2 separate regions of the Homo sapiens genome follow, and region 2 is linked to region 1. Evidence: read pairs that join two places in POLR2A ChIA-PET (ENCODE). Cell type or tissue: GM12878. All regions are shown on one strand. Links, peaks and the distances in the headings refer to the core of each region. The heading gives the core; the rest is flanking DNA. Region 1 overlaps CSTPP1 (centriolar satellite-associated tubulin polyglutamylase complex regulator 1). Region 2 overlaps F2 (coagulation factor II, thrombin).

What was found. Peaks named below come from ENCODE experiments on the same cell type or tissue, not always from the same donor. Only the 100,000 strongest peaks of a DNase experiment are listed, where the experiment ranks them.
Region 2: POLR2A ChIA-PET joins it to region 1 with 6 read pairs; 2 of 35 experiments call an interaction of 5 or more read pairs at or near these places.

What each region holds. Positions count from the first base shown.
Region 1 is chr11:47,012,391-47,024,165 of GRCh38, reverse strand. All of the region lies in intron 2 of CSTPP1 (centriolar satellite-associated tubulin polyglutamylase complex regulator 1), which reads right to left. Among named protein-coding and RNA genes, the nearest start is that of CSTPP1, 82 kb to the right of the region's middle. In GM12878, for the core only: no CTCF peak of the experiment used is centred there; a DNase peak (open chromatin) is centred at 6,024.
Region 2 is chr11:46,728,533-46,738,308 of GRCh38, reverse strand. It overlaps F2 (coagulation factor II, thrombin), which reads right to left. Exons shown (of 14, transcript NM_000506.5): 11 at 9,472-9,645; 12 at 8,748-8,929. Among named protein-coding and RNA genes, the nearest start is that of F2, 14 kb to the right of the region's middle. In GM12878, for the core only: no CTCF peak of the experiment used is centred there; no DNase peak of the experiment used is centred there.

The DNA.
Region 1 (11,775 bases), core at 3,582-8,581:
ATCTCTTGAGCCCAAGAGGTCAAGGCCAGTGAGCTATGTTCATGCCACTGCATTCCAGCACTCCAGCCTGGGTAACAAAGTGAGACCCTGTCTCACTTAGAAAAAAAAAAAAGGAACACAATAACTTAAACATAAACTGGTTTCTTAGAAAGTAAGATATTGGTGGAATTACCATATAATTCAGTAATTCCACTTCTGGGTATATAGTCAAAAGAAATGAAAGCAGGGACTTGGACAAATATATGATATATACACCCATGTTCACAGCAATATTACTCACAACAGTCAAAAGGTGGAAGCCACCCTAGTGTCTAATGACAGATAAGCAAAATGTGATACATACATACAACGGACTATTATTCAGTCTTAAGAAGGAAGGAAATCTGATACATGGTACAACATGAATGAACTTTGAAGACCTTACTCTAAATGAAATAAACCAATCAAAAAAGACAAATATTGTATGAGTTCACTTACTTGAGGTACCTAGAGTAGTCAAATTCCTAGATACAGAAAGTAGCATGGTGATTGCCAGGAGCTAGGGGGTCAGAAGGAATGGGAAGTTGGCAAGTCAGTATTTAGTGAGTACAGAGTTTTAGTTTAGGAAGATAGAAAAGTTATGGAGGTGGATGACAGTGATGGTTGCAGAACAATGTGAATGTATTTAATGCCACAGAACTGTACACTTAAAAATAGTTAAAATAGTCAATTTTAACCAGGTCCCCTATGGGCCCTGATCATCTCCACTCTTCCAGTCCCCAGGATACTCACCATGTAGAACCTGAGGTACCACTGAAGTAGGTCACACAGTTCAGGAGGTCCAGCTTCTGCAGGGCCAATAGGAGGCAAAATATCTTAAATATTTTCTAACATTTAAGATATTTTGTGGGTTAAGTGCTATGTTTTATCATATTTTTTAAAAAGTAAGATATAGGTGTGAAATATCCACTATGTATATTCATAGAATTGCCTGATGGAATGAAAAACTGGAAGTTATAACCAAAAACTTTTTGAGTAGTTCTCAAGAAAAAATGACTATGGCTTTGCTACTGAAAATGTGAACCAAGGACAGCAGCACTAGCATCACTTAGAAGCCTGTTAAAAATCAGAATCTGAGGCCCCAACCCAGACCTACAAAATCTGATTCTGCATTTTAACAAGATCCCTAGGTGATTCACACAAACATGAAAAAGTTCAAGAAGCACTAGTCTGGGACAAATCTTCCTGGCTGTATGACTTTGTATTGCAATTATTTTTCTCTGTAAACTAGTGATTACAGGAATGCTTATTACATAAGGTTGCCAAAGGTTAAATGTGTTAATAATGCATTCTGTAAAATGCTTGGCACATTCGGGGACTATCTTATTATTATTACTCTGCTGTGCAGAAAATCTGTGAAAGTTGATTTTAGGAACTTTTCTAAAAATATTAGTCTTAGAAAATCAATATTTTCCAGAGGATATGGATAGTGTATGGCTTTAAGAGATAACTGTAGTGGCTGGGTGCAGTGGCTCACATCTATAATCCCAGCACTTTGGGAGGCCAAGGCAGGCGGATCACCTGAGGTCAGGAGTTTGAGACCAGCCTGGCCAACATGGTGAAACCCTGCCTCTACTAAAAATCCAAAAATTAGCCAGGTGTGGTGGCGCACGCCTGTAGTCCCAGCTACTTGGGAGGCTGAGGCAGGAGAATCTCCTGAACCCAGGAGGCAGAGGTTGCAGTGAACCGAGATCACACCACTGTACTCCAGTCTGGGTGACAGGGCAAGACTCTGTCTCCAAAAAAAAAAAAAAAAAAAAAAAAAAAAGGACATATGAAAGATATGAAAGAAAATAGTATGAAGAAATGGAAATGACTTTCTTCAGAAGATACAATGTAGAATAGAGTGGAGACATCAAATTCATTTACAATGGGACTTTTTTTTTGTTAAAGTATGGGAGGACCAGACTAATATTATTTACAAAACATAAATGGAATGAAAGTGGCTTTTAATAAGATGATGTCATGTTTAAGATATTTTGGGGGCTAAGTGGTATGCTTTCCACATGTCTGAAATCCCTTCATGGGATATTACCTTTCAGCTGAAATGTCATAAACATATATGACTTACGTGATAAAAAAAAAAAAAAACCATATATGTGGCTGAGAGACCAAGGTAGAACAGAGTGAAATATTGACAAGGTAGGGAGACAAAAAGGACAACTGCACAGGCGCCCATAAGCTGCCAGCACCTGGGCCACAACTCTCAGAAGATGTCATTGGGTTTCTAACCTAATTCTCTGGCAGGGGATCTCTCCTTGTCCCAGAAAAGACTTTTAGAGACAGAGGGGATTAAAAAATAATAATATTGTTAAGAAGTGAGGTTGCTGGGCTTGCATTTTACTAGCCGGAATCACTTTATCTTTCTTGAGAGCCCCCCAGATCTCTTTTATTCTAGGTCAGTAATTTAACACTCTCAGCTCCCAATTCAAAGCCTGTAATGACCTTGCTGTGCTGAATTATTAGCACAGGATATAGAAAGAGAGAGAGAAGGAGGGGGAAAAACCCTAAAAAACAACAGAGGCCTTTTGATCAGAGCACCAAACTGCAGCTAGCTGTAACTCAAGCTGCCCATTCTTATATGGCAGGAATTAAGGACTCCCCCTGCCAGGCAGGACCCTATTAAAAGACAATAGCTGTTTGAAAAGGGTAAGCAAGTTGATATGGATATAATAGGCCACATATGGGGGCCCCTTTCTACTCTGAAATAAAGCTCCTTCTTAGAGTTGTGAGCTGGGAAATTCAGCATTCAGTAAGGCAGGAGGAGGAGGTATAATAGAAGAGAGTGAGTAGCCATGCAGAAATGCTTAAAGGTGCTTCAGGAAAAATGGGAGGCAAGCTTGAGAGAGCCTGCAGGAGCCTGCAGAGATGAGCATCAATCACTGGGGATGGAAGCTTTCAGAATGACCAGGTGCTCTTTGGTCCCCAAAAGAATGTAAGGCCAATGATGACAAGGATTTGGCTAAAACCAATGTAGTGGTTAGTTTCTCTGATGGGTTAACAACAACCACAACAATGACCGCAATAAGCAAAGTAGTAAGCTCTTGCCAGAAATGATGCAGCTGGCAAAAAGTAATCCTTTCTGTCTTATTTTAAATGGCCTAACATGGTAACATCCTAAACTCCTGATGAATAATACCATCTACTGCCACTACATGGTTTCGTTATCTCTGGGATTAAAAATAAATAAATAACTTGCAAAACAGAGACAGTGGACTCTCCAAAGAAATCTCTTGCCTGAAAACTATATATCTCCTCCTATGCAGAGAGGCAACCACAGGACACAGATGTTTGTTTACCCATCACCCCAAACACTGTGCCTATTAGTGAATTATGCTTCTGGAGGATCTTCAATCCACAACAGAATTTTTCAACCACTGTTTTAGTTATCTCTAAGATCTTGTATGTTACAAAACAAGGAATGATTTAGAACTGATTCAAAGTATTTAAACACATTAATCTAGTTGTTTATGACTAAATTCTGAATCCCCAAATTCCTAAGCAAAAATATTGGAAAGATAGTTTTCTTCCCTCCACCACCCTTTGCCTATTATTGCCGAATGAACAGCTCTCCAGCTCCTATCCACTGCAATAAATGGGTTAGCTTGGTAGAATTTGCAACTAAAAAAAAAACCACAAGAGATCTTCAACACTTGCTTGTTCCATTAGGTGGTCAACAGGGCACAAAACTTATCTTTAGCAAATTAAAGGGTTTAAATATTAAAGAGAGGATTTGGATTCCTAAGAAAAAACCAAATAGGCTTTTAATTACATCACTAAGCTTAAGACTCAAATAAATACATTATTTTATAAAAAATTATTAGATATAACTGTTTTCATAAAATATTGATTTATAAACTATTCTCCAGTATGTAGACTTTATTTCATTTCAAATGCAGCCATCATGTGGATAGGGACAGATGAGCAAAGGAGATGAAAGGCATCAAACTCCATACTCATTCCCCAGTTAATGCCTTCATGCCTTGGCATATGGTGACCATACTTTCAGAAGTCCAAATTGGGACACATAATCTAAAAATGTTTTATTTGGTGTGGGGGGCACTTTCAGGTGTGAGAAACAGCTGAACAACTTTGCTTATATGATTGGCTATGTTTAAATGTCATATTATTTAATAATCTTAAAATATATATAGCCTATGTATTCAGAAAAAAATTCATTATACAGAATAGCATGTGTAGTGCACCATTTACAGGCATACCTTGTTTTATTATGCTTCATTTTATTGTACTTTGTAGATATTGCATTTTTTGAAAATTGAAGGATTTTGGTAATTCTGTGTCAAGCAAGTCTATGGGTGCCAACAGCATGTGCTCACTTCATATCTCTGCTTCACATTTTGGTAATTCTCACAATATTTCAAACTTTTTCATTATTTGTATATCTGTTATCATGGTCTGTGATCACTGATCTTTGATGTTATTATTGTAATTATTTTGGGGTGCCACAAACCACATCCATATAGGAGGGTGAACTTAATCAATAAATGTCGTTATGTTCTGACTCCTCCACCGACCAGCCATTCCTCTTTCTCCCTCTCTTTCCTTGGTGCTCTCTATTCCCTGAGCTACAATGGTATTGAAATTAGGTCAACTAATAACCCTACAATGGCCTCTAAGTGTTCAAGTGAAAGGAAGAGTCTCTTACTTTAAATTAAAAGCTAGAAATTATTAAGCTTAGTGAAGAGAGCATGTCAAAAGCCAAGATAGGCCGAAAGCTAGGCCTCTTACACAAAACAGTTAGCCAAGTTGTGAATGCAAAGAAAAAGTTCTTGAAAGAAATTTAAAGGACATTCCAGGCCAGGTGCGGTGGCTCATGTCTATAATCCTAGCACTTTGGTAAGGCCGAGGCGAGCAGATTACATGAGGCCAGGAGTTTGAAACCAGCCTGGCCAACATGGTGAAACCCCGTCTCTACTAAAAATACAAAAAAATTAGGCAGGCATGATGGCTCACGCCTGTAATCCCAGCTACTAGGGAGGCTGAGGAACAAGAATTGCTTGAACCTGGGAGGCAGAGGTTGTAGTGAGCTGAGATTGCACCATTGCATTCCAGCTTGGGCAACAAGAGCAAAACTCCGTCTCAAAAAAAAAAAATAAACTTTTGCTCTGTATATAACACTGAGAAGAGAATGAAAATACAAGCTAAATGCTAGTAGAAAATATTTGCAGATTACAAAGGACTTGTATCCAGAATATATAAACAACTCTCAAAACTCAATAGTAGGAAAACAAACAACCCAATTTAAAAATGGGCAAAAGTTTGAACAGACACTTCACCAAAGAGGATATGTGAATGGCAAATAAGAAGTTTTTCAACATCATTAGCCACTTGAGAAATGCAAATCAAGACCACAATGAGATACCTATTAGAATAGTTAAAATTAAAAATACTGACAGTGCCAAGTGCTGACAAGGATATAGAACAACCCAATCATTCATATATTGCTGGTAGAAATACTAACTGGTACAGCCACTCTGGACAACACTGTGGCATTTTCTTAAAAAGCTAAACATGGCTGGGCGTAGTGGCTCATGCCTGTAATCCCAGCACTTTGGGAGGCAGAGGCAGGTGGATCACGAGGTCAGGAGTTCAAGACCAGCCTGGCCAAGATGGTGAAACCCCGTAACTACTAAAACTACAAAAATTAGCCAGGCGCAGTGGCAGGTGCCTGTAATCCCAGGTACTCAGGAGGCTGATGCAGGAGAATCACTTGAACCCAGGCAGCAGAGGTTGCAGTGAGCCAACATTGCACCACTGCATTCCAGCCTGGGTGACAGAGTAAGACTCCATCTCAAAAAAAAAAAAAAAAAAAAAAAAAGCTAAACATACCATGTGATTGAGTGAGCAATCTTATTCTTGGGTACACAATTCAGAGAAAAGAAAATGTATGTTCACACAGAAATGAGTACATGAGTATTTATAGCAACTCTATTCATAATTGCCAATTGGGGGAAACCCAAATATCCTTCCAAGGGTGAATGGATAAACAAATTGTGGTACATATATACAATACAATACTACTCAGCAATAAAAAGAAGCAAAGTACTGACACATGCCACAACCTGGAGGAATCTCAAAGCTCTCAAAGCATTATGCAGAGTGAAAAAAGCTAATCTCAAAACGTTATATACTGTATAAAGCTGGGCACAGTGGCTCACGCCTGTAATACCAACACTTTGGGAGGCCAAGGTGGGCAGATCACTTGAGGCCAGGAGTTCGAGACCAGCCTGGCCAGCATGGTGAAATCCCATCTCTACTAATAACACAAAAATTAGCCAGGCATGGTGATGTCTGCTTATAATCCCAGCTACTTGGGAGGCTGAGGCATGAGAATTGCCTGAACCCAAGAAGGGGAGGTTTCAGTGAGCCAAGATCGTGCCACTGCACCCCAGCCTGGGCAACAGAGTGAGACTCTGTCTCAAAAAAAAAAAAAAAAAAGTTTATATATTGTATAAGTCCATGGATATGACATTGTTGAAAAGACAAAACTATAGTGATGGAGAACAAATCAGTGGTTGTCAGGGGTTTGCGTTGGGAGACAGAAGAGGGTGTGATTATAAAGGGATAGTATGGAGTTTTTTGTGGTGATGAAATTGTTCTGTATATATACATGTGTTAAAAATTCATAGAACTGGTCGGGCACTGTGGCTCACGCCTGTAATCCCAGCACTTTGGGAGGCCAAGGCGGGAAGATCACGAGGTCAGCAGTTCAAGATCAGCCTGACCAATATGGTGAAACCCCATCTCTACTAAAAATACAAAAATTAGCTGGGCGTGGTGGCATGCACCTGTAGTCCCAGCTACTCGGGTGATTGAGGTGGGAGAACCGCTTGAACCTGGGAAGTGGAGGTTGCAGTGAGCCAAGATTGCGCCACTGCACTCCAGCCTGGGGAACAGAGTGAGACTCCATCTCAAAAAAAAAAAAAAAAAAATTCATAGAATTAAATGAAAAAGTGGCTGGGCATGGTGGCTCACACCTGTAATCCCAGCACTTTAAGAGGCTGAGGCGGGCAGATCATGAGATCAGGAGATCGAGACCATCCTGGCTAACACGGTGAAAACTCATCTCTACTAAAAATACAAAAAAAAAAAAAAATTAGCCAGGCGTGGTGGTGGGCGCCTGTAGTTCCAGCTACTCGGGAGGCTGAGGCAGGAGAATGGCGTGAACCTGGGAGGCGGAGCCTGCAGTGAGCCGAGATTGGGCCACTGCACTCCAGCCTGGGCGACAGAGCGAGACTCCATCTCAAAAAAAAAAAAAAAAAAAAAGTACTAAATGAAAAAGTACACATATAATTTGGTAAGTTTTTATATATGTGTATACCCAAGAAACCATCACCACAATCAAGATAATGAACATATCCATTACCTCCCAAAGTTTCCTTTGACCCTATTTGGAATTCCTCCCTCCTGTCTGCCTGTGACCTCCTGTCCACAACTGATATACTTTGTTACCATATATTAATCAGTCACTATAGTCTTTAATTCCTCTCAGCAATGTTTTGTAATTTTCAGTGTAAACCTTTTGTCAGAATTATTTCTAAGTATTTTGTATTTTTTGATGCTATTGTAAATGACACTGCTTTTAAAATTTAAATTTCCAATTGTTCTTTGCTGGAATACAAAAATACAATTTTTATATATTGATATACAGCCTTGATAAATTCACTTATTAGTTCTAGTAGCGTTTTTTTTTTGTTTTTTGTTTTTTGTTTTTTGTAGATTCCATAGGCTTTTCTATATAGACAATCATGTCCTATGTGAACAAACTTGTTTTTTTTCAAGTTTTCTTGCCTTATCCACTGGCTAGAACCTCCAGGACAATGTTGAACAAAAATGGTGAGAATGGAAATCGTTGCCCTGTTCCTGATTTTAGCAGGAAAGTCTTCTGTCTTTCACCATTAAGTTTGATAGGTTTTTCGTAGATGCCCTTCACTTGGTGAAAAAATTCCCTTCTATTCCTGCTTTGCTAGGTGGTCTTTGTTGTTGTTTGAGGCAAGGTCTGGCTCTATTGCCCAGGCTGGAGTACAGTGGCATGATCTCAGCTCACTGCAACCTCCACCTCTGGGGCTCAAGCAATCCTCCTGCTTCAGCCTCCCAAAGTGCTGGGATTACAGGTGAGAGACAGCATGAACAGTCTTGATTTTTGTTTTTTTGAATCAGGAATGAATGCTCGATTTTATAAAATGCTTTTTCTCTATTTATTGAAATGATCTTTTTTTTTCTTTTTATATGGTGGGTTACGCATTTCTTTTTCCAGAATTTTTAAGTTTACATTGATTTTTAAATGTGAAACCACCACATGCATTCCTGGAATAAATCCCACATGGTTTTTATATATTGTTGGATTCAATTTACTAAAATTTTAAGAATTTTTGTGACAAGGAATATTGGTTTGCAGTTTTCTTTTCTGGAAATGTCTTTGTTTTGTTTGGGTATTAGAATAATGCTAGTCTCCTAGATTGAGTTCAGAAGTACTTCTTTTCAATTTTCTGGAAGCATTTGTGTAGAACTGGTGTTCTTTCTTCCTAATATGCTTGGTAGAATTCACCAGTGAAGCCACCTGGGCCTGGAGTTTCTGATATATATACATATATACATATATATATTTTTTGTTTGTTTGTTTGTTTGTTTTTGAGACGGAGTCTTGCTCTGTTGCCAGGCTGGAGTGCAGTGGCATGACCTTGGCTCACTGCAGCCTCCTCCTCCCGAGTTCAAGTGATTCTCCTGCCTCAGCCTCCTGAGTAGCTGGGATTACAGGCGCGCACCACCATGCCTGGCTAATTTTTGTATTTTTTTTTTTTAGTAGAGACGGGGTTTCACCATGTTGGCCAGGATGGTCTCAGTCTCCTGACCTCGCGATCCCCCTGCCTTGGATTGCTGGGATTATAGGCGTGAGCCACCGTGCCCAGCCTGTGAGATTATTTTTAACTACAAATTCTGTTTCTTCAAGTTATCTATTTATTCTTGAATGTCCTTTGTGTCTTTGTCCGTTTGGTCTAAGTCATTGAATTTATTGGTATAAAATTGATAATATTTCCTTATTATCTCTTAATACCTATAGAATCTGTAATGATGTATCTCTCTCGTTCCTGATATTGGTAATTTGTGTCTTTTCTCTCTTTTGTTGTGATCAGTCTGGCTCATGATTTTCCGATTTTATTTATCTTCTCAAAGAACCTGCTTGGCTTCACTAATTTTCTCTACTGTTTTTCTGGTATCTATTTCATTGATTTCTACTCTAATCTTTACTCTTTCCATCCCCTTCCCCCCTAACTTTTAAATTGCTCTTCTTTTTCTAATTTCTTTCTCTTTCCCTCCCTCCCTCCCTCCTTCCTTCCTTCCCTCCCTCCCTTCCTTCCTTTCCTTCTCTCTCTCTTTCTTTCTCTCTCTTTCTCTTTCTTTGAGACAGAGTTTCGCTCGTTGCCCAGGCTGGAGTGCAATGGTGTGATCTCTGCTCACCACAACCTCTGCCTCCCGGGTCCAAGTGTGATTCTCCTGCCTCAGCCTCCCGAATAGCTGGGATTATAGTCATGCACCACCACGCCTGGCTAATTTTGTATTTTTAGTAGAGATGGGGTTTTTCCGCGTTGGTCAGGCTGATCTCAAATTCCCAACTTAGGTGATCGGTGATCCACCCACCTCAGTCTCCCAAAGTGCTGGGATTACAAGCATGAGCCACCGCGCCAGGCTTTCTTTCTTTCCTTTCTCTCTTTTTTTTTTCTTTTTCTTTCTTTTTTTCTTTCTTCCTTCCTTTCTCTTTCTTTTCTGTTTCTTTCTCTCTTTTACTCTTTCTTTCTCTTCTCTCTTTCTTCCTCCCTCCTTCCTTTCTTTTCTCTTTCTTTCTCTCCTTCCTTCCTTTCTTCCTTCCTTCCTTCTTTCTTTTTCCTTTCTTTTTCTCTTTCTCTCTTTCTTTTCATGGGGGTCTCACTGTGTCACTCAGGCTGGAGTACAATGGCATACTCATGGCTAATTGCAGCCTTGACCTTCTGGGCTCAAGCCATACCAAGTAGCTGGGACTACAGGTGTGCACTGCCATGCATGGCTAATTTTGTTGTATTTTTTTGTAGAGATGGGGTTTTGTCATGTTGCCCAGGCTGGTCTCAAACTCCTGGGCTCAAACAATCCACCCACCTTGGCCTCCCAAAGTGTTAGGATTATGGGTGTGAGCTACTGCACCTGGCTATTATTACAAAGTCAAAAAACAACAGATGCTGGCAAGGCTGTGAAGAAATATGAACACTTTTACACTGTTGGTGGGAATGTAAATTAGTTCAACCATTGTGGAAGATAGTGTGATGATTCCTCAAAGACCTAGAACCAGAAATACCATTTGACTCAGCAATCCCATTACCGGGTATACACCCAAAGGAATATAAATTATTCTATTGTAAAGATACATGCATGCATATGTTCATTCACAATAGCAAAGACATAGAATCAACCCAAATGCCCATCAATGATAGACTGCATAAAGAAAATGTGGTACATATACACCATAGAATACTATGCAGCCATAAAAAGGAATGAGGTCATGTCCTTTGCAGGGACATGGATGGAGCTGGAAGCCATTATCCTCAGCAAACTAACACAGAAACAGAAAACCAAACACTGCATGTTCTCACTTACAAGTGGGAGATGAACAGTGAGAAAACATGGACATGGGGATGGGAACAACATACACTGGGGTCTGTTAGGAGGGGTGCAGGAGGGAGAATATTAGGAAAAATAGCTATTGCATGCTGGGCTTAATACCTAGGTGATGGGTTGAGAGATGCAGCAAATCACCATGGCACACATGTTTATCTATGTAACAAACCTGCATATCCTGTACATGTACCCTGGAACTTAAAACAAAACAAAACAACAACAATAAATAAATAAATATATATATATAACCATTTATATATAACTACATATGGTTATATATGTTATATATAATAACCATTTATATATAACTACATATGGTTATATATGCTATATGATTATATATGTTATTTATATAATAATATATGATTATATGTTATTTATATAATAAAATATATATGTTATTATTTATATAATAACATATTATTATATATAGTTATTATTTATATAATAAAATATATATATAACCATTCTGTCTCGCACCAATACAGCAAGGGCACAGGAGGGTCAAGTATTTTCTAAATAACAAAGGATAAAAGGGCTCTCTCAGAAATTTCTGTTTTAAGTTTAACATTAGACCCAAGGATACCTGACCTCGGTAGTATAAAAAAATGTTCATTTCCCCCTTTTATTCCTATGAGAGATAGAAAGAAAAGAAGACTCAGTTCCTGGCTCCTGTAAAATCAGGGAGATTATGAATCCTGATTTATATAGAAGGCACCTCAGAGAAGACCTAGTGGCATAATTTAAAGAAAGGGCTCCCATCGTGAATCCAGTCGTACCTGCCAGCCAATTCCTATCATTATTATATCCTTGAAATGGAAGTCAATGGTCACAAATTATTTACAAAGCAAATAATAAAGTTCAAGCTTCTCTTTTTCTTTTTTCTCTTCCTTTCCCCTATACAGCTATCTACAAAGCAAATAAAGTTTGCTTTGCTATCCCCTATCCCCTATCTTTTTTCTCTTCCTTTCCCCTATACAGCTACAGGTTGTAATATCCCTTTTTTCTTCCTCTTCTCTCTCCATTATCTTAATCAAGAATATACTTTTTAAAAGACCACCTCTCTTT
Region 2 (9,776 bases), core at 3,076-8,075, 290 kb after region 1:
ACCACACCTTCACTAGGTGCTGTGGCTCACACCTGTAATCTCAGCACTTTGGGAGGCCAAGGCGGGCGGATCATGAAGTCAGGAGTTTAAGACCAGCCTGGCCAACGTGGTGAAACCCTGTCTCTACTAAAAATACAAAAATTAGCCAGACATGTTGGTGTGCGCCTATAATCCCAGCTACTCAGGAGACTGAGGTAGAATTGCTTGAACCTGGGAGGTGGAGGTGGAGGTTGCAGTGAGCCGGGATTGCACCACTGCACTACCGCCTGAGCGACAGAACAAGACTCTGTCTCGAAAAAAAAAAATTAGCCGGACATGGTGGCATGTACCTCTGATCCTAGCTACGTGGGAGGCTGAAGCAAGAAGAGGATTGCTTGAGCCCAGGAGTTCAAGGCTGCAGTGAGCTATGACTGTGCCACTGCACTCCAGCCTGGGCAACAGAGCAAGACCCTATCTGAAAAAAAAAAAAGCTAGCAAGAGAACAGCAAAGTAAACCAGACAAAAACGTAAGCAAACTTTTTAAGAGAAAAAAGCAGAAATTAATGAACCACAATAGAAAAATAATAGGCCTGGCCGGGCGCAGTGGCTCACGCCCGTAATACCAGCACTTTGGGAGGCTGAGGCAGGCGGATCACAAGGTCAGGAGATCGAGACCATCCTGGCGAACGCGGTGAAACCCTGTCTCTACTAAATACAAAAAATTAGCTGGGCGTGGCAGTGTACACCTGTAGTCCCAGCTACTCGGGAGGCTGAGGCAGGAGGATGGCGTGAACCCGGGAGGTGGAGCTTTCAGTGAGCCGAGATCGCACCACTGCACTCCAGCCTGGGTGACAGAGCAAGACTCTGTCTCAAAAAAAAAAAAAAAAAGGCCAGGCACGGTGGCTCACACCTGTAATCCCAGCACTTTGGGAGGCTGAGGCAGTCGGATCATGAGGTCAGGAGTTCGAGACCAGCCTGGCTAACATGGTGAAACCCCGTCTCTACTAAAAATATAAAAAAATTAGCCGGGCATGGTGGCGTGCACCTGTAACCCCAGCTACTGGGGAGGCTGAGGCAGGAGAATCACTTGAACCCAGGAGGTGGAGGTTGCAGTGAGCTGAGATCACGCCACTGCACTCCAGCCTGGGCGACAGAGTGAGACTCCATCTCAAAAAAAAGAAAAATAATAGGCCTAATAATTTCATAAATCAAATCCCTAGATATTTGTTTTGAGAAAACCGGCAAGCCATTAACTAATTTACTCAAGAAAAATAAGATATTACAAATACATAAAATAAGATACCAATAGAAAAAATTATAAGAGAATACATTGCAGCAGTCAAGAAAGATACAATAATAGACTTGAGCAAATAGGAAAACGTTTCTTATCCTTGGATAAAATGACTCAACATCAAAAATATGTCCATTCTCCCAGTTAATTTGTTGAAGTGTCATAATCCCAATAAAATTACCACCAAGCTTTTTTATAGACCTAGGCATGTTGACACTAAAGTTCATATGGAAAAACAAACATGCAAGAATTGCCAGGAAACCACTGGAAAGAAAAACTAAAAGAGAACATTAGCCTTCCCAGCTATGTACGCTAAAGCCTCTATCATTAAAACAATGTGACGCTGTACACAGACAGACAACAGACCAGGAAAGCCGAGTCGAACATCCAGAAACATACTCATCCTTAAGCATACTCTATCCATAGAAATCTAGAACGTGGGGCTGGGCACCGTGGCTCATGCTGGTAATCCCAACACTTTGGGAGGCCAAGGCAGGAGGATCACTTGAGCCCAGGAGTTCGAGACCAGCCTAGGTAACATAGCAAGACCCCGTCTCTACAAATCAAATCAAATTAGCTGGATGCAGGAAAAAATAAAACTAAAAAATAAAACCTAGGTCAGGTATGGTGGCTCACGTCTGTAATCCCAGCAGTTTGGGAGGCCAAGGCGGGAGACTTGCTCGAGCCCAGCCAGGAGTTTGAAATCAGCCTGGGCAGCACAGGGAGACTTGTCTATATTTCAAATAAATAAATGAAAATAAGATACAATCTAGAATGTGATAAAGGTGAAATCTCAAATCACTAGTTCAAAGATTGATTGATTGATTGATTGATTTTGAGATAGAGTCTCGCTCTGTTGCCAGGCTGGAGTGCAGTGGCACCATCTCGGCTCACTGCAACCTCCTCCTCCCAGGTTCAAGTGATTCCCCTGCCTCAGCCTCCCAAGTAGCTGGGATTACAGGCGCACACCACCATGCCAGGCTAATTTTTTGTATTTTAGTAGAGATGGGGTTTCACCATGTCGGCCAGGCTTGTCTCAAACTCCTGACCTTGTGATCCACCCACCTCGGCCTCCCAAAGTGCTGGGATTACAGGTGTGAGCCACCGCACCTGGCGAAACGGAGTTTTTACTCTTGTTGCCCAGGCTGGAGTGCAATGGAGGGATCTCAGCTCACTGCAACCTCCGTCTCCCAGGTTCAAGCGATTCTCCTGCCTCAGCCTCCCGAGTAGCTGGGATTACAGACATGTGCCTCCATGTCTGGCTAATTTTGTATTTTTAGCAGAGACAGGGTTTTTCCATGTTGGTCAGGCTGGTCTTGAACTCCTGACCTCAGGTGATCCGCTCGCCTCGGCCTCCCAAAGTGCTAGGATTACAGGCGTGAGCCACCGCGCCCAGCCGATTTTTTTTTTTTAATAGAAACAGGGTCTCACTCTGTTGCCCAGGCTGGAGTGCAATGGTGCGGTCATAGCTCACTGCAGTATTGAACTCCTAGGCTCAAGCAATCCTCCTAACTCAGCCTCTCAAGTAGCTGAGACTACAAGGCACATGCCACCATGCCCAGCTAATTTTTAAAATATTTTCTTTTTCCTTTTTTTTTTGAGATGGAGTCTTGCTCTGTCGCCAGGCTGGAGTTCAATGGCGTGATCTCAGCTCACTGCAACCTCCACCTCCTGGGTTCAAATGATTCCCCTGCCTCAGCCTCCTGAGTAGCTGGTACTACAGGCATGCGCCACCACACCCAGCTAATTTTTTGTATTTTAGTAGAGACGAGGGTTTCACCATGTTGGCCAGGATGGTCTCTATCTCCTGACCTCATGATCCACCTGCCTCAGCCTCCCAAAGTGCTGGGATTATAGGCGTGAGCCACCACACCTGACCAATATTTTCTTGTAGAGACAGGGTCTTGCTATGTTGTCTGGGCTGGTTTTGAATTCCTGGCCTCAAGCAATCCTGCCTCAGCCTTCCAAACTGCTGGGATTACAGGTGTGAGCTACCGCACTTGGCCAATAATTTTTAATAAAGGGTTTAGAGACAGCTAGTTAGCCATTTGGAAAATAATAAATTAGATCTATGCCTCACATCAGATACAAAAATAAACTCCATATGAGTCAGGAATCTAAGTGCAGAAAAATGAAATCAGGTACTAGAAGAAAACATGAGTGAATTCCTCAATGACCTAGCTATCAGGAAAGGCTTTTCTGTTGTTGTTTTTTGTCGTTTTGTTTTTGAGACAGAGTCTTGCTCTGTCACCCAGGCTGGAGTGCAGCGGCACGATCTCTGCTCACTGCAACCTCCGCCTCCCAGGTTCAAGCAATTCTCCAGCCTCAGTCTCCTGAGTAGCTGGGACTACAGGCATCAGCCACCACGCCCAGCTAATTTTTGTATTTTTAGTAGAGACAGGGTTTCACCATGTTGGCCAGGCTGGTCTTGAACTTCTGACCTCAGGTGATCCCCCACCTCAGCCTCTCAGAGTGCTGGGATTACAGGTGTAAGACACCACACCTGGCCAGGAAAAGTTTATCTCTGATTCAAAATCCAGATTTAATAAAATAAATGATTGATAAATTTGACTACCTAGTAATTTTTTAAACTGCATGGCCAGAAAAATTATACATGAGGTTAAAAAAACTGACAAACTAGGAGAAAACATTTGCAATGTATATCACAAATAAAGGCCTAATATAAATACGAAGAACTCACAAAAATTGATAAGAAAGGGACCAAAAAATGGGCAAAAAACCATGAAGAGACAATTCACAAAAAAATTATATAATACAAATACTAGCCAGGCACGCACCTGTGGAACCAGCTACTCGGGAGGCTGAGGCAGGAGAATCACTTGAACCAGGGAAGTGGAGGCTGCAGTGAGCCAAGATTGCACCATTGCACTCCAGCCTGGGTGACAAAGCAAGACTCTGTCTCAAAAAAAAAATTATATAAAAATGGTCCTTAGGCCAGGCGTGGTGGCTCATGCCTGTAATCTCAGCACTTTGGGAGGCCGAGGCGGGAGGATCACAAGGTAAGGAGTTCGAGACCAGCCTGGCCAATCTGGTAAAACCCTGTCTCTACTAAAAATACAAAAATTAGCGGGCATGGTGACTCGCGCCTGGAGTCCCAGCTGCTTGGGAGGCTGAAGCAGGAGAATCGCTTGAACCCAGAAGGCGGAAGTTGCAGTGAGCCAAAATCGTGCCATTGCACTCCAGCCTAGGTGACAGAGGGAGACTCCATCTCAAAAAAAAAAAAAAAAAAAAAAAAGGTCCTTAATCATATGATACGATGTTCAACCTCATTTTCAATTTGAAAGATGTCCGTTAAAACAATTTCAAGATACTATTTCTCACCTCTCAGATTGGTAAAAATTTAAAACTGTGACATTCTTTTGGCAAGGTTGTGGGGAAACAGGCATTCTCATACACTGTGATGGAAATGCAAACTGGTACAACCCTTATGGAAAGAAATTTAAAAATCTCTAAAAAATGACATACATGTTTGCCTTTTGACCTAACAACACCACTTCTAAAAATTTACTAGGAGAGGCCAGGCATGGTGGCTCACACCTGTAATCCTAGCACTTTGGGAGGCTGAGTTGGATGGATCACTTGAGCTCAGAGTTCAAGACCTGTCTGGGCAACACAGTGAGACCCAGTCTCTACAAAAAATACAAAAATTAGCTGGGCATGGTGGTGTGTGCCTGTAGCCCTGGCTACTCGGGAGGCTAAAGTGGGAGGCTGGCTTGAGTCCAGGAGGCAGAGGTTGCAGTGGGCTGAGCCCAGCCATAGGATTGGTTTTAATAGTGTTATGGATGGAGGATTTTGAAACTATATTCTAGTATTGTTCAAATAGGCAAATGCATTACAGATAATGAGGGTCAGGTTTCTCACTGTCAACAGAGAGAGTTACAAATATGGAAAAGGAAAAGCTAAAATTAATCCTGTGGTGTTAGAATGGAATTGGAGGTTTCAGTAGGAACTCATGGTTTTTTATATAGATGATAGAGATATTGGTATATGCATCATATAATTTTTTTCTGGTTCTGTCCACTAAGAGAGCCTAGAAGTAATGACATCCCACTAGCAATGTGCACACGCCAGCACCCAGATCTCAGTTCTAAATTCCACTCTTGACTACAAGGGTTCCCTGGAGAAATGGCTGGTTCCAACACTACAGTAAGGAAAGTAGGATTAACCTGAATCATTTTGCTGTGCCAGAAAGAAAGAAAGTACTCAAAGAATGACAGAACATCTCCCCAAGTCACAGAAGCCAGCTTGAAGGGACTTCCACAGGCCAAACTTGGGATCATCTGAGCATCAGAAAAAATAACAGTAGTAACAAAGTATGGCCTGGCACGGTAGAGCTCACGCCTATAATCCCAGAACCTTGGAAGGCTGAGGCGGGCGGATCACCTGAGGTCAGGAGTTCGAGACCAGCCTGGCCAACATGGTGAAACCCTGTCTCTACTAAAAATACAAAAAATTAGCCAGGCGTGGTGGCACATGCCTGTAATCCCAGCTACTCAGGAGGCTGAGGCAGGAGAATTGCTTGAACCTGGGAGGAGGACGTTGCAGTGAGCCGAGATCACGCCATTGCACTCCATCCAGCCTGGGCAACATGGGCGAAACTCCATCTCAAAAAAAAAGAAAAAAAAAGGTGAACCCTTAGAATAAAGTAAGGATCCTTAAGTCCACACTGATAGAATGAAAGGAAGGAAAGCAATAAAGTAACTAACAAATGTAGAAGGAATGACAGAATTAGATAAGTGCCATTTGGTAGTCACCCTAGTTGGGAGAAGGTTTTGATGCAAACAGAATACAAAATATCAAAGTAGGCCAGGCGTATTGGCTCACACCTGTAATCCCAGCACTTTGGGAGGCTGAGGCAGACGGATCACAAGGTCAGGAGTTCGAGACCATCCTGGCCAACATGGTGAAACCCCATCTCTACTAAAAATACAAAAATTAGCTGGGTGTGGTGGCACATGCCTGTAATCCCTGCTACTTGGGAGGCTGAGGCAGGAGAATCACTTGAACCTGGGGGATGGAGGTTGCAGTGAGCCGAGATCGCACCACACACTCCAGCCCGGGTGATAGAGGGAGACTCCATCACAAAAAAAAAAAAAAAAAAAAAACATCAAAGTGTCTCTTTACCAGATTCTTATTAATTACAAAGGGAAAAACAGAAGTTACAGCAAGAAACTTGGCAGACATTGCCTTCCTCAAGAGGTCAGAGTTAGACTCACCACATATGAGACAAATTGTTCTCATGTGCCAGTTAACAGGATGCACCAAGAAGGACATGGCACCACTGAGCCCGAACCTGACCGTGAGGAAACCTTAGACAAACCCGGATTCAGGGCCAGTGTACAAAATAACCAGACTGCACTCATCAGACATGTCAAGGTCATAGAAGACAAAGAAAGATCCTTCATTGAATCCTGGGTGAGAAACACGCTTTTTTTTTTTTTTTTCCCTATAAAAGACATTAGCAAGACTAACAAAAATTTGAATAAGGTCTATAGATTAGACAATAATATTGTATCATCATTAATTTCCTGGTTTTGGGCCAGGTGCTGTGGCTCACGCCTGTAATCCCAGCACTTTGGGAAGCCGAGGTGGGTGGATTACCCGAGGTCAGGAGTTCAAGACCAGCCTGGCCAACATGGTGAAACCCCATCACTACTAAAAATACTAAAAATACAAAAAGTTAGCCGGGCGTGGTGGCAGGCACCTGTAATTCCAAGTAAGCCGAGACCATGCCACTGCACTCTAGCCTGGGCAACAGAGCAAGATTCCATCTCAAAAAAAAAAAAAAATTTCCTGGTTTTGGCCGAGTACAGTGGTTCACGCCTGTAATCCCAGCACTTTGGGAGGCCGAGGCAGGTGGATCACCTGAGGTCAGGAGTTCAAGACCAGCCTGGCCAACATGGTGAAACCCTGTCTCTACTACAAATACAAAAATTAGCTAGGCATGGTAGTACATGCCTGTGATTCCAGCTACTCAGGAGGCTGAGGCAGGAGAATCACTTGAACCTGGGAGCAGGAGGTTGCAGTGAGCCGAGATTGTGCCACTGCACTCAAGCCTGGGTGACAGCGAAGCTATGTCAAAAAAAAATTTCCGGGTTTTAATATTTGTATTGTGGTTGCATAAGAGAACATCCTTGGGTATTTTTTTTTTTTTTGGAAATACTCAAGTATTTATGGGTAAAAAGAAACCATATTCATGATTTGCTCTCAAACTATGCATATATATATATAAAAATTCCCACACATCCACAGAATGGAGGACAATCTGGATGACAGTATACAGGAAATCTTTGTATTATTTTTACAACTTTTCTGTGAGTCTGAAATTACACTAAATTTTTTTATTTTTTACTTTTAAAGTCAGTCACATCATTTCTTAACCTGCCTCAAGCCCCTCAATAACTTCCCATCTCACTCAATAAAGTCCTTCCAGGCCCTAAAGGAAGTGGCTGTCCTCTGCCTGCCCCCCTCTCTCCCCTCACCCACTGCTGCCCCTCCTCAGCCCCCCAGGCCTCCCTACTGCTCCCCAGACAAGCCAAGAGTGCTCCCACCTCAGGGCCTTAGTGCCTGCCATGCCCCCAGCCTGCGGTGCTCCTCCCCTAGATATGCCTGCTCACTCCTTCCTTCCCCTCTTCCAGTCCCTGCCCAGACATCACCTTCTCAGGGAGGCCTTCTCCAACCTTCTCTGGCCACCTGATTGATTGATTGATCGATCGATCAATGGAGTCTTGCTGTGTTGCCCAGCTGGAGTGCAATGATGCCCGATCTCAGCTCACTGCAACCTCCGCCTCCCTGGCTCAAGCAATTCTCCTGCCTCAGCCTCCTGAGTAGCTGCGACTACAGGCATGCGTCACCATGACCAGCTAATTTTTGTATTTTTAGTAGAGACGGGGTTTCACCATGTTGGCCAGGCTGGTCTTGAACTCCTGACCTCAAGTGATCTGCCCACCTTGTCTGGCCACCCTATTTAGAAGCCCACTTCATCAGCCGTTCTCTCTCCCTGTGCTTCATTTTTCTTCACAGCACTGGTCAGGGATTGCTGTTTTAGATCTGTTTATGGATGTGCCCTCCTAGGAAGGAAGCTCTCTGAGGGCACAGACATTGTCCGTCTGGGTCCCTGCTGTATACCCTAGAACGCTGCCTGGAACGTGATAGGCGCTCAATAAATATTTGCTGAGTGACTGAATGAATGGCATTTCCCTACCCGCAGCCTCTTGCTGCTATCTGAGCTCACTGGTGACTGATACTATGCCAAGTACATTAATATATACTACTTCATTTAACCCTCCCATAACCTTATGGGATAGAGACTTTTACCTCCATTTTACAGAGGAAGAAACTGAGCCACCAAGAGGTTAGGCAACTTGCTCAAAGTCACATGGCTTGAACCCAGGCACAACTCAGTTCTCCCAGCTTGGGCCCCACTGTTCCCTCAGCCCGCCCTGCACAGACTTGCCAGCACAGAACATGTTGTCAGTGATGCGGATCCGGGTGGAGTCCTTGCAGACCGGCCGCTCCACAATGGGCAGGTTCACCACCTGCAGGACACTGGGCTGCCCCTTACCAACGTTGGCTGTCCACGTCTCCTTCAGGTTGCCCCAGCCTGTCACCCGCCCCTTGTATCCAGCCTGGAGCAAGCTTTGGGGAAGGAAGAAGGGCCTAGTGAGAGCCAACCCCCACAGGAGCCGCCTGGCCCCAACGCCATTTCTTAGAGACCAGAATCTAAAACGCCAGAGCTGGCTGGGCACAGACGTTCACGCCTGTGGTCTCGGCACTTTGGGAGGCCGAGGCGGGTGAATCACTTGAGGTCAGGGGTTCGAGACCAACCTGGCCGACACGGTGAAACCCACCAGTCTCTACTAAAAATACAAAAATTAGCCTGTAATCCCAGCTACTCAGGAGACTGAGGCAGGAGAGTCGCTTGAACCCAGGAGGTGGGGTTGCAGTGAGCCAAGATCGCACAACTACACTCCAGCCTGGGAGACAAGAGTGGAACTCCGTCAGTAAATAAATAAATATAAATAAAAAATAAAACGCCAGTACTGAAAAGAACTTTTGGGTTCACTCCAAGAAACCGAGGCCTGGAAAAGGGAAAGGGGCTCTTGCAAGGCTACTTGGTATCAGAGCCAGGCCCAGAACTTGGCTTCTGCCCCTCAGCTAACAAGCATCTGGTGGCCCACCTGGCTGCCGTCTCCCTGTCGGGCAGACACACAGGGTGAATGTAGTCACTGAAGGCAACAGGCTTCTTCAGCTTCATCAGGGCAATGTCCCGGTCCAGGTTCTCCCGCCAGTTGTACCTGGGGTGGATGTAGATCTTTTCCAACATGGATATCTTTTCAATGTTTCGCTCGTACCTGCAGAGACCCCAAGAAAGAAATGGAGAAGCTGCAGGTTCACCCAGCAAGGAGCAGGAAACTGCCTGCCCTTGGGGTCTGGGAGACAGTGTGTCCTGCAGGCCACCAGGGAGGGGATAGGGCTGGTTCCT